Regions from separate parts of the Homo sapiens genome. Here region 2 is linked to region 1. A link is a contact called in ENCODE POLR2A ChIA-PET data. All regions are on one chromosome and are shown on one strand. Each heading gives the region's core, a stretch centred on a gene start or an enhancer-like site at or near the end of the contact. The rest is flanking DNA. Distances are from core to core; before and after follow the strand shown. Region 1 overlaps SLC9A1 (solute carrier family 9 member A1). Region 2 has its middle 59 kb from the start of TENT5B.

Region 1 (5,252 bases), core at 1,282-3,781:
TCAGCCTCCCAAGTAGCTGGGACCACAGGCCTGTGCCACCATGCCCTACTAATTTTTTATTTTATTTTTGTAGAGACAGGGTCTCCCTAGGTTGCCCAGGCTGGTCTGAAACTCCCAGGTTCAAATGATGCTCCCACCTTGGTCTCCCAAAGTGCTGGGATTACAGGGGTGAGCCACTGTGCACAGATTAACATTTTTTATGAAAAAGTGGTTCACACCACTGTAGAGAAAAGCCCAGGATGAACTATTCAGAGTGCTCGGCCCGAGAAGCAAGGGAGTAAAAGGGGTATAACTTGCATTTTTCTTCTTTATATACTTAAGCAGTGTTTGATTTTTTTTTTTATTTCTTCCTTTTTTCTGGAAAAAAAAAAAAAAAAAAAAATCTGGAGGGAAAATGTTCTGAGCACCTGCTCTCTGAGTCAAAATTCAGTACTAAACACTTTACTGTCACAGATTATTTCATTTAATTCTCACAAAACCCTACGGAGTACAAGAATGCTCAGAGCAGCTTTATTCACAATTGTCAAAAAAAGGGAACCAATCCAAAAGCCCATCAACAGGAGAGTGAGCCAACTGTGGTGTATTCATACGAGGCAACACCGAACAGCAATAAAATGAACAAACCTCTGGTACATGTGACAGTGAAGAGGAATCTCACAGATAGGCTGAGCAAAAGCAGCCAGACACACAAGAGTACCTATGATTCCATTCAGATGAAGTTCAAGAACAGGTAAGATCAACTGATGATGATCCAAGTCAGAACTGTGGTTACCCCAGAATTATCTGCAGAAAAATGACACAGGTCAGATAATCAGCCTACAGGCATATAGCAGGCAGGTAGTAGAGCTGGGATTCAGACAGGTCTGTTGGACTCTGCAGTCTCTATTGGCCCCTGACTGCCCAGAAGGATGCCTTGAATCTCCACCTGCAGAGCCTTCTGGGCCCCTCTAGAGGCAGTCTCGCTCCTGGCTTCAGATGTGGGGACCCCCTTATCCTCAGCGCTAAGCACACATCCCTGTGGTTCAGTCACTAAGGGAAGCCTGGCTCTCCAGAAGCCTCAGCTCATGGAGAACTGCTGCTTAACTAGCAAGGGGACAGCAGCCAGGTCCACGACTCAAGCTCTGGGTCTGCTGGGAGCAGGGGGCAGGAGGAGGACTGCTCTGTGCCAAGGGAGGATGCCCAGTGCACACTCACCACTCCTAACTAGCCCTGGCCCACAATAAGGGAATTTCCAAGCAGAGCTGGGCCTGGGCTTGGCCCCGCCCACTGGGCCACACTGCCTCACACTTTCCCCAGCTCTTGTTGACCCAGAAAAGTCAGACCCTGCCAGTCACCCTAACCCCTCTCCTCAACCGAGGATAAGACCAGGAGTTTTGAGGGACTCAGCTCCCCCAGAAGCACCTGCATCTTCCTGCTCTAAATTCCCAGCCCTGCCCAGGCTTCCCTCCCTCCCCTCTGAAGGGAGCCACCACCTGCTGCTTGGCACGGATACCCCTCTCCGGCTACATCCTCTCCACTCTCCCCTCAACTCCTACACAATCCCCGTCCCAAACAATTTCCTGCAGTTTCCCATCTGATCAGTTTCTTAGGAAGGATAATTATCCATGGAAGGAGGAGGCGGAAAATTCCCAGAGCCAAGAACACTGGGGGAAAAGCTTCATCTAGTCCCTTCTCCATCAGCCAGGAGAGCCCTCATCCTAAACACAGGCCAGTCATGGTCATGGCTCCTCCAGAACCTCTGCAGTTCCCCCATCTTCAGGAAAGAGCCCACACTTCTCTGCATTGAATCCAAGGCCCTCTTGATCTGTTCTAACTTAGGTTTGGGCCTCGTTGCCATTCCATTGTAAGTGGTAGTGCCAGATGGAGCCCCATCTGCCCCCAGGGCCCACCTGCAACGTGCTGTGTCCCTGCGGCACTTCAGCCTGCCTTGTGTTTTAGTTGTTTACATGTCTGTCTCCCACACACAAGTGTCAGTGCCAGCGCTTCCAGGGTGGGAACCACCAACCACGCAACTGTGTCTGCTGCATGGTAGGTGCTCAGAGGCAGGCTGAAAAGAAAGTGGGACAGGCAGGAGGCCGCCTCACCTCTGCGGAGGGAACGATGTGGGAAGAAGGACCACTTATAGCATCACAGGAGAGCCTGGACTAGAGGTCGGGGAGCTGAGCTCAATGCAGCTCTGTGGCCCTTAAGCAAGTCACTTCCGCCCTGGCCTCTGCTTCCTCTGTGAGCTGAGGGGGATGGGCCGGGCTCTGTCATCATGTCAGACATTTAGAAGCCCTTACTGCTAGGTGCTCGCCTCAGCATTCTCATTTAACCTCCACACCTTTGCACATGGGGACCACAAAGTTGCAAGTGGGGGAGGGGGGTTTCAGTCCTGGTCTTTTGATTCCCTAACCCCTTATCTTCTCCTCCTGGACTTCTGCAGTCTCTAGGATCCCTCCCAGTGCTAAAGTCTGGTTCTGATTCTAGGTCTGCCCTTTCCTGACCTGACAACTCCCCAGGCCACGACCATAGGGTTCAGCAGGGAACACGCATGTCCAACCCTGGTGTTCAGCAATGCCACGCCTCCCACATGACAGGTCTGGTGACTGTTTGCCTGCAGGCGCTGAGGCTCAGCAAGGGAGGGGTGGCCAGCAGGAGTCCAGCAGAGCCTGGTGCCCACTCAGCCCCTCCCTCCCCAATGTGCCCCTGACTCCACGCCCACTCTGCTCCAGCGTCCTGCTCGCCCCTCCCTGCTAGCAGCTCTCCTAGGCTGGAGCTTCCATCCCACTGCTGGCTTGGCCAGTGGTGCCTGTCGGGAAGCTTTACTCTGTTGCCCTCATAGACCCAGCTTGAGCTGCTGGCAGGCAGGACACTGAGTGGGGCCAGCCCAGGGCCTGAGCCGACTCTATCGCACTCCCAGGCTGTCCGCACATCCCTCCCCAGGTCAGACCATGTCATGCTACTCAAGAGCCTTTGATGGTGCCACACAGCACCATGAATCCTAGCCCCAGGCCCACGGGCCTGGCATGATCTGGCCCCTGCCCTCTTCTCCATTCTCACACCATGCTTCCCCTCTTCCCCCGCACTTCAGGTTCCTCAAGCACACCCCCCTCAGGGGCCCTGGTCTTTGGAAGATGAGCTCTTCTTGTCCTTTGGGTCTCAGCTCAGACACCAGCTCCTTAGAGAACCCTTGCTGGCCATCCAGCAGCCCCACCTCTCCCTCATGTCTGCCTTCTTCAGGACACTTACCACTACCTGACACTGCTTTGTCCACATCCAATGCTCCATGCTGGCATGGGAGCCCCCTGACATCAGGAGCCTCTTCTGTCTTGTTCCTGGCTGTGTCCTCAGATCCAGAATAGTGTCTGACATGGGGGTAGAGGCAGCTGGTGGGGCGTGTGCTGCCCGTTAGACTGGACAGTCAGGGAGGCCTCTCTGAAGAGATGACGTTTGATCTAGGGCCTGAAGGAGAGCACCGGCGCGAGGCAGTCTATGGGCAGTGCTCCAGGCTGGGGATCGAGCAAATGCCACAGCTGTATGGAGGAACAGGCCTGGCAAGGCAGATGTGCGTTAGGGACACAGGAAGGCCGGTGCGACTGGAACAGGGAAAGGGTAGTGGGGCATGAAGTGGAGAAAGGGGTGGGCCACACTTTCCTTGCATTTTCTCCCAAGTTCATCAGGAAGCATTTGAAAGGTTTTCAGCAGGGGAAACACCATGCTCTGGTTTACAGGTCTCAAAGCTCCCTGCGGCTGCTCTGGGGAGAGCTGCCTGCAGGCAGACAGCAGTGGAGCCGCAAGACCATTCAGGAGGCCCGGGAATCACCCGGGTTGGAGAAGATGGAGTGAAGAGGCAAGCCTTTGACAGGTGTGGTTGTGTTTGCCACCAGTCTGAGGAGCCCTGGCCAAGTCTACACCCCTCTGGAGTTCCAGATGCTTCATCCAGCCCCGCCCACCTACTGTCTTATTTCTCACTGACTCCTCACCCAGACTTTTCCTGCAGCTGGCTGGGCTCCCCAACAGGTGCCTGCCCATACCTAGTACTCAGAGCCTGCAAAGAGCCTTAACCGGTGTCACGGCCATTGCCTGATTGGTCACCTTCCCTCCCTCTTAGAAGGGTCTGGTGAAGGTGTCTGCACAAAGATCTCTGCTCCATGTTCATTCCAGCCACATTTCTCCCCTTCCTAAAGGTCTCCTGTTCTTTGAGGCAACAGCACAGCAATCCTCGAGCACTTAATTATTCCCTGTTTCACTTTCCTAAAGTAGCTGTAAGCTAAATAAAGCTAGATACCATGACTCGCACCCTTCGGGGCCGTCACATAGTGCAGAAGGCAATGATGCACTATGCGAAGCCCTGAGCACAAAGCCAGGCACTGGCAGGGTCTCAGTAAGTGGTAGGTAGCTCTGTCCTCACTGCCTATACCAGGGCGACAGCCATCACAGGTGCTCAGTGCCCCACAGGTGCAGTTAGCTTCTCTGCCCAGCAAAACAGGTGAGTGAGGCGTGTTTGGGGGTGAGGTGGAAGGGTTGGAAACATCCCAATGAGTTTTAGAAGCAAAGGTCAATGGTTCTGCATGATCTGTGGCTCTGTGTCATTCACATCTCTGTGCCCTTCTCCAGTTCTCCCCTCTATGTGAGCTAAGCACACTCATTGTTTTTTTTTTTTTTTGAAACAGAGTTTCGCTGTCGCCCAGGCTAGAGTGCAGTGAGGCGATCTCGGCTCACAGCAACCTCCACCTCCTGGGTTCAAGCCATTCTCCTGTCTCAACCTCCCAAGTAGCTGGGATTAGAGACTTGCACCATCACACCTGGCTAATTTTTGTATTTTTAGTAGAGATGAGCTTTCACCATGTTGACCAGGCTGGTCTGGAACTCCTGACCTCAAGTGATCCGCCCATCTCAGCCTCCCAAAGTGCCGGGATTACAGGTGTGAGCCACCGCACCTGGCCAAAACACTCATTCTTAACCTTCAGGACCCAGCTCAAAGCTCTGGGAAGCCTTTCCTGACCCACCCACCTCCACTCCTCCCTCCCGCACACCCACAGCTCTGCAGGCTCCTGCTGCAGCACTTCACAGCACATCACAAGTGCCTGTTTACATGCCAGCCTCTCCCTTGAGGCTGGGATTATATTTATCCATCTTTCCATCTTCAGTACAGTATTTATCAGCACGAATCCATTTGCTGAACATGTGTCTCCCCACCTCCCAACTAAAGAACGAGCTCAGACAATTCAGCTAATGGTCTCATTTGCACCCCTAACCTCAGTACTCAG
Region 2 (5,348 bases), core at 857-3,356, 67 kb before region 1:
GGTCCCTAATGATTGTGGCATCACTGTGCCAGCCTGGACTGTATTCCTAGAGAGAATAAAATTTAAATGAGAGCAACAAAATTCTATCACATTTAGGCTTCTGTTATTCAGGTATCCATCATTCGTAGCTGAAATGAATCCAGATTAATGCTGGAGTAGAACTTGGATTTAGACCCAGGCTTGCCTGACCCTGAGAAACTCCACCAGTGTTTCTTAAAGTGTTGATGGGTGACTACCTGAATCAGAATCACGGTGAGAAGCGTGTTTAAAACACAGATTATAGGCCAGGTGCAGTGGCTCACATCTATCATCCTAGCACTTTGGGAGGCTGAGGAGGGAGGCTCACTTGAGCCTGGCAGTTTGAGACCAGGCTGGGCAACATAGCAAGATCCCATCTCTACAAAAGAATTTTTTTTTTTTTTTAAGACAGAGTCTGGCTGTCGCCCAGGCTGGAGTGCAGTGGCGCCATCTCAGCTCACTGCAATCTCCACCTCCCAGGTTCAAGTGATTCTCCTGCCTCAGCCTCCCAAGTAGCTATGATTACAGATGCACGCCACCACATGCTTGGCTACTTTTTTTCGTTGTTGTTCATTTGTTTTTTTTGAGACGGAGTCTTGCTCTGTCGTCCAGGCTGGAGTGCAGTGGCGTGATCTCGGCTCACTACAACCTTCACCTCCTGGGTTCAAGCAGTTCTCTGCCTCAGCCTCCCAAGTAGCTGGGATTATAGACACCCGCCACCACGCCCAGCTAATTTTTGTATTTTTAGTAGTGATGAGGTTTCACCATCTTGGCCAGGCTGGTCTTGATCTCCTGACCTCGTGATCCACCCACCTCGGTCTCCCAAAGTGCTGGGATTACAGGCATGAACCACTGCGCCCAGCCTTTTTTTGTATTTTTAGTAGAGACGGGGTTTCACCATGTTGGCCAGGCTGGTCTCGAACTCCTGACCTCAAGTGATCTGTCTGCTTTGGCCTCCCAGAGTGCTGGGATTACAGGAGTAAGCCACTATGTCCAGCCCCTACACAAATTTTTTAATTAGCTAGGCATGGTGGCGCACACCTCTCTACAGTCCCAGCTACTCGGGAGGCTGAGGCAGGAGGATCACTTGAGCCCAGGAGTTTGGGGTTGAAGTGAGTGCCACTGCATTCCAGCCTGGGTGACAGAAGTAGACCCTGTCTCTAAAAAAAATAAATAAAATAAAATGTCTATTCTGGTATACCACTCAGCTCTGCTGAATTAGACTCTCTAGAGCTGGGACCTGGGCAGTTCTCCTTTAACCACGTTCTCCATGCAGAGGACTTCAAGGCACACTCAAGTTGGAGACCACAGGGCTTCATTCTGTGTCCTCATGTAACTCTTAAGAAAATCAGGAGTCCATTCCGAACCCTTGGGTGAACTGAAGGCAGGTGGAGATCAGGGGACTTGGGGGAGGCAGTGAGGGTGGAGGGCAGGGGTCAAGCACCCAGGGCCTCAGGTCATCTGTGTCCATCCCCTGAGGCAGGCTCTGGGCAGCCCTCCCTGAGGAGGTAGCCCTGTCCCCAGGGCCCTGGATGGTGAGGATGACCCAGCCTTCGTAACCCTGCCCTCACACACAGCGCTCACTCCAAAGCTTGCTGGAATCATCTGAGGCTACCAGTGTCTACAGCACATCGAGCTACCCTTATGGAGCCTGGGACCAGCCCCAGGAAGCCAATCTCAGCTCAGGAGCCAGGATTTTAGTGCAAAGCTGCGCCCCCTTCTGTAAACCATGGTTCTCCTGAGAAACAGCTCATGCCTTTGGTAAGCTCCTGGGCCCTGGGGAGATGGAACACCTGACTTGCGGCACCTGGGGACCATGTGACCAGAGCTGAGCACTGTCTGACCTTGCCACAAAGTCAGGTGTGCCCAACGGTTTCTGTCATCAAGGGGAGAAAGTACACGTGGGTGAGGGCTGAGCGCAGGCATGTCCTGAAGCCCAGCTGAGCCTCTCAGCAGGCAGCTCCTTCCCCAGAGTCCCTTCTCCAGCTTCCCAAAGCCCCTGCGTCCGCCCATACCTTGGGCACAGGTCCCTAAGACCAACTGAACACTCGAGCATGAGCCAGGCAGACAGCCTGGGTGGATGCCAGCAGAAAGATTGGTGAAGACTGGATCTCCTGGGCAGAAGCGGTGACAGGCACATGGCGTCCAGTGTGAGGCTGGAGGCATCAGGGAGCACAGGGATGCAAGCCCCTCTACGTTCTCCCTTGTCATGGCTGGGTGTGAGAATGACCTTAGGCAATGGGGTGGGGCATGAATATTTTGAGCTTGTGCCAGCTGTGTGGTGGAGCGTGGGCCTGTACGGAGGCACTGCACTCCCATCTCCCTCGGCTCCCAACTCCCTCCGTGGGAAGCTGAGTTCAGGCACTGCCCCTCCTGTATGGACAGGGAGCCACTGGTCCCAGCTTGCTGGTTGCCAGGCAACCCAGGATGAGCCTTCGAGGTCATTCCTCAGACAACTCTGAGCTCTCTCCACAGCCTGGGAACAGATGGTTCCGCAGCAGCCAGCCCCAGCCTGAAATGAGTTGCGGAGGCACTGCTGCCTGTCTCCACCAGCAAGAGGGAGGAGAGGCCCTTCCCGTGCCTGCAGCAGTCCAGGGTAGATGCAAGCAGAAAGACTGGTGAAGACTGGAGCTCCTGGGCAGAAGCACTGACAGGCACGTGGGGTCCTGTATGAAGAGCTGCACTTTGTGTGAAAGGAAAGGTGGCCCAAGGTCTGGCTCTACTTCAGCCGGGGCAGTGGCTGGTGGTCTTGCCGGGTGGGCCAGTCTTGGGAGGGGGTGATGGGGAAGTTGGTGAAACAGAGGCACTGGGTCAGCAACTATGTGGTGGGACTCTCAGAAACGGCCCAGATTACAAGAGAATGCTTGACCCGAGTGACTGTTTACCAAAGCCCTCCCCCTCAAAAGAGGCTTTTAACAGTCAGGTGACACCTGTGGGTGTCACCATCTTCCCTTTCTCTATTATTAGGACCTGGACAAAATTCAAGAAGATGTCCCAACCACATGTAGCCTTACCTTTGATACTTCCAATTGCAATGAGACTTAAATTTTAGAATAAGAGATACACGCTGGGCGCGGTGGCTCACGTCTGTAATCCCAGCACTTTGGTAGGCCAAGGCCGGTGGATCACCTGAGGTCAGGAGTTTGAGACCAGCCTGGCTAACATGGCAAAACCCCGTGTCTAGTAAAAATACAAAAATTAGCCGAGCGTGGTAGTGCACGCCTGTAATCCCAGCTACTCAGGAGGTGGATGCAGGAGAATCGCTTGAACTCGGGAGGCGGAGGTTGCAGTGAGCCGAGATTGCACCACTGCACTCCAGCCTGGGTGACAGAGCAAGACTTTCTCAAAAAAATAAAAAAATAAAATAATAATAATAAAAAGAGGATACAGACCATTTACAGGGTTTTTCCTGGTCCATTATCCTGCTCTAATAATGCCAATCAACATGTGATCATTATTCCCTGGGGACAGAACTAGTCACCACTAGTTTGTGACTCTACCTCATTTGAGGTGGCATCCAGGGTGACATCCCAGACTTCCTTACCTTACTTGAAGCACGATGAGCCTTAATTTTCGAATAGAAATGTTGACCAGCAAGCCAGCTTTTTTTTTTTTTTTTCCAGGACAAGGATAAATTCCCTTAAGAATTTTGCAAACATCACATGTTTTCTTTCCCCTTGTTGCAATATATGTAATTTATCTCCTGGTGTAACTTGCTTAATAGTTACCGTTTGTTAATTCCATCTGCTTCCCAAGAGGAGAACATACTGTTACGTGGTGAAGTCCTGGGTTCTGTGAGTCTCCCATAAGCCACAGCTGGTCAAGAAACGAATCAATGGGGCCACGAACAAAGTGGCCATGGAAGCAGGTATGGGTGAAGGCATGAGGGCAGGCACGGGGGCAGGCAAGGGGGCAGGCAAGGGGGCAGGCACGGAGGCAGGTATGGAGGCAGGTATGGAGGCAGGCATGGAGGCAGGCATGGGGGCAGGCATGGGGGCAGGTACGGGGGCAGGTACGGGGGCAGGCACGGAGGCAGGCACGGAGGCAGGTATGGGGGCAGGCATGGGGGCAGGCATGGGGGCAGGCATGGAGGCAGGTATGGGGGCAGGCACGGAGGCAGGTATGGGGGCAGGCACGGAGGCAGGCATGGAGGCAGGCATGGGGGGCAGGCATGGAGGCAGGTATGGAGGCAGGTATGGGGGCAGGCATGGGGGCAGGTAAGGAGGCAGGCATGGAGGCAGGTAAGGAGGCAGGCATGGGGGCAGGTATGGGGGCAGGCATGGAGGTTTTGCCCAGCTTCTCCAGTACGACCTTCCCTCACCAAAGCCAACCTGGTTGCCATCACCTCTGAGTGGCCACACCTGAGCCCTTGTGGCTCAGCCAGCCAGCTGGTGACTGCCTGGTTACACAAACATTTTCCTTCATGGAAGACAGCAATTTGTCCTCCTTCGATGGATCCTTGTTGTCGAGCTGGACTTGCGTTTCCATCCTCCCTCTGCACTTCCAATCAGGGTCTCACTGAAGGGCACCTGTTGGGTGTCCTACAGGACATTGCCTCCTGCCGAGAAGCTCATGCTTCTGTGAAGGCTGCAGAGGTGTGAAACAGTGGGCCAGGCCAGACACAGTGGCTCTCGCCTATAATCCCAGCACTTTGGGAGGCTGAGGCAGGTGGATCACCTGAGGTCCGAGGTTCAAGATCAGCCTGGCCAACATGGTGAAACCCCATCTCTACTAAAAATATAAAAATTAGCTGGGCATGGTGGCAGGTGCCTGTAGTCCCAGCTACTCAGGAGGCTGAGGCAGAAGAATCACTTGAACCTGGGAGGTGGAGGCTGCAGTGAGCCGAGATCATGCCACTGCACTCCAGCCTGGGCAACAGAGTGAGACTCCATCTCAAAAACATAAAGAACAAAAAAACCAACAACAACAACAACAACAATGAACAGTGGGCCGGTCCCTGTGGGGCTCATTGGACTTTCCTTATACCCATGACCCTGGGTTAGGTGGTCTCTGCATGGTGAACTGCCCTGGCAGCCAAGTCACACCACCTTGGAAGCCTGCAGATCTGCAGAAGGGGGCATATGCTCTGTGCCAGTAACAACATGTGATACGGCCGGGTGTGGTGACTCCGTGACTGAAATCCCAGCACTTTGTGAGGCCAAGGTGGGAGGATTGCTTGAGCACAGGAGTTTAAGACCAGCCTGGGCAATGTAGTGAGACCCCGTCTCTAAAAAAAAAAAAATTAGCCAGGTGTAGTGGCACACACCTGTAGTCTCAGGTACTTGGGCAGCTGAGGTGGGTGGATCACCCGAGCCTATAAGGTCAAGGCT

Evidence for each region. ChIA-PET counts read pairs that join two places held with the same protein, here RNA polymerase II (POLR2A).
Region 2: POLR2A ChIA-PET joins it to region 1 with 12 read pairs in activated T-cell. The contact joins two enhancer-like sites. POLR2A ChIA-PET finds 5 or more read pairs at or near these places in 8 of 52 experiments (B cell, CD8-positive, alpha-beta memory T cell, H1 and 4 more).

The regions. Positions count from the first base shown.
Region 1 is chr1:27,135,165-27,140,416 of GRCh38, forward strand. The region is part of intron 1 of SLC9A1 (solute carrier family 9 member A1); the gene reads right to left. Among named protein-coding and RNA genes, the nearest start is that of SLC9A1, 17 kb to the right of the region's middle. RefSeq lists enhancers at 680-749, 2,346-3,157. Within about 2 kb of position 2,532, at least 24 of the 41 ENCODE cell types and tissues checked have a DNase peak (open chromatin) inside an H3K27ac peak, as active enhancers do.
Region 2 is chr1:27,068,785-27,074,132 of GRCh38, forward strand. No RefSeq gene overlaps it. Among named protein-coding and RNA genes, the nearest start is that of TENT5B, 59 kb to the left of the region's middle. Within about 2 kb of position 2,107, at least 3 of the 41 ENCODE cell types and tissues checked have a DNase peak (open chromatin) inside an H3K27ac peak, as active enhancers do.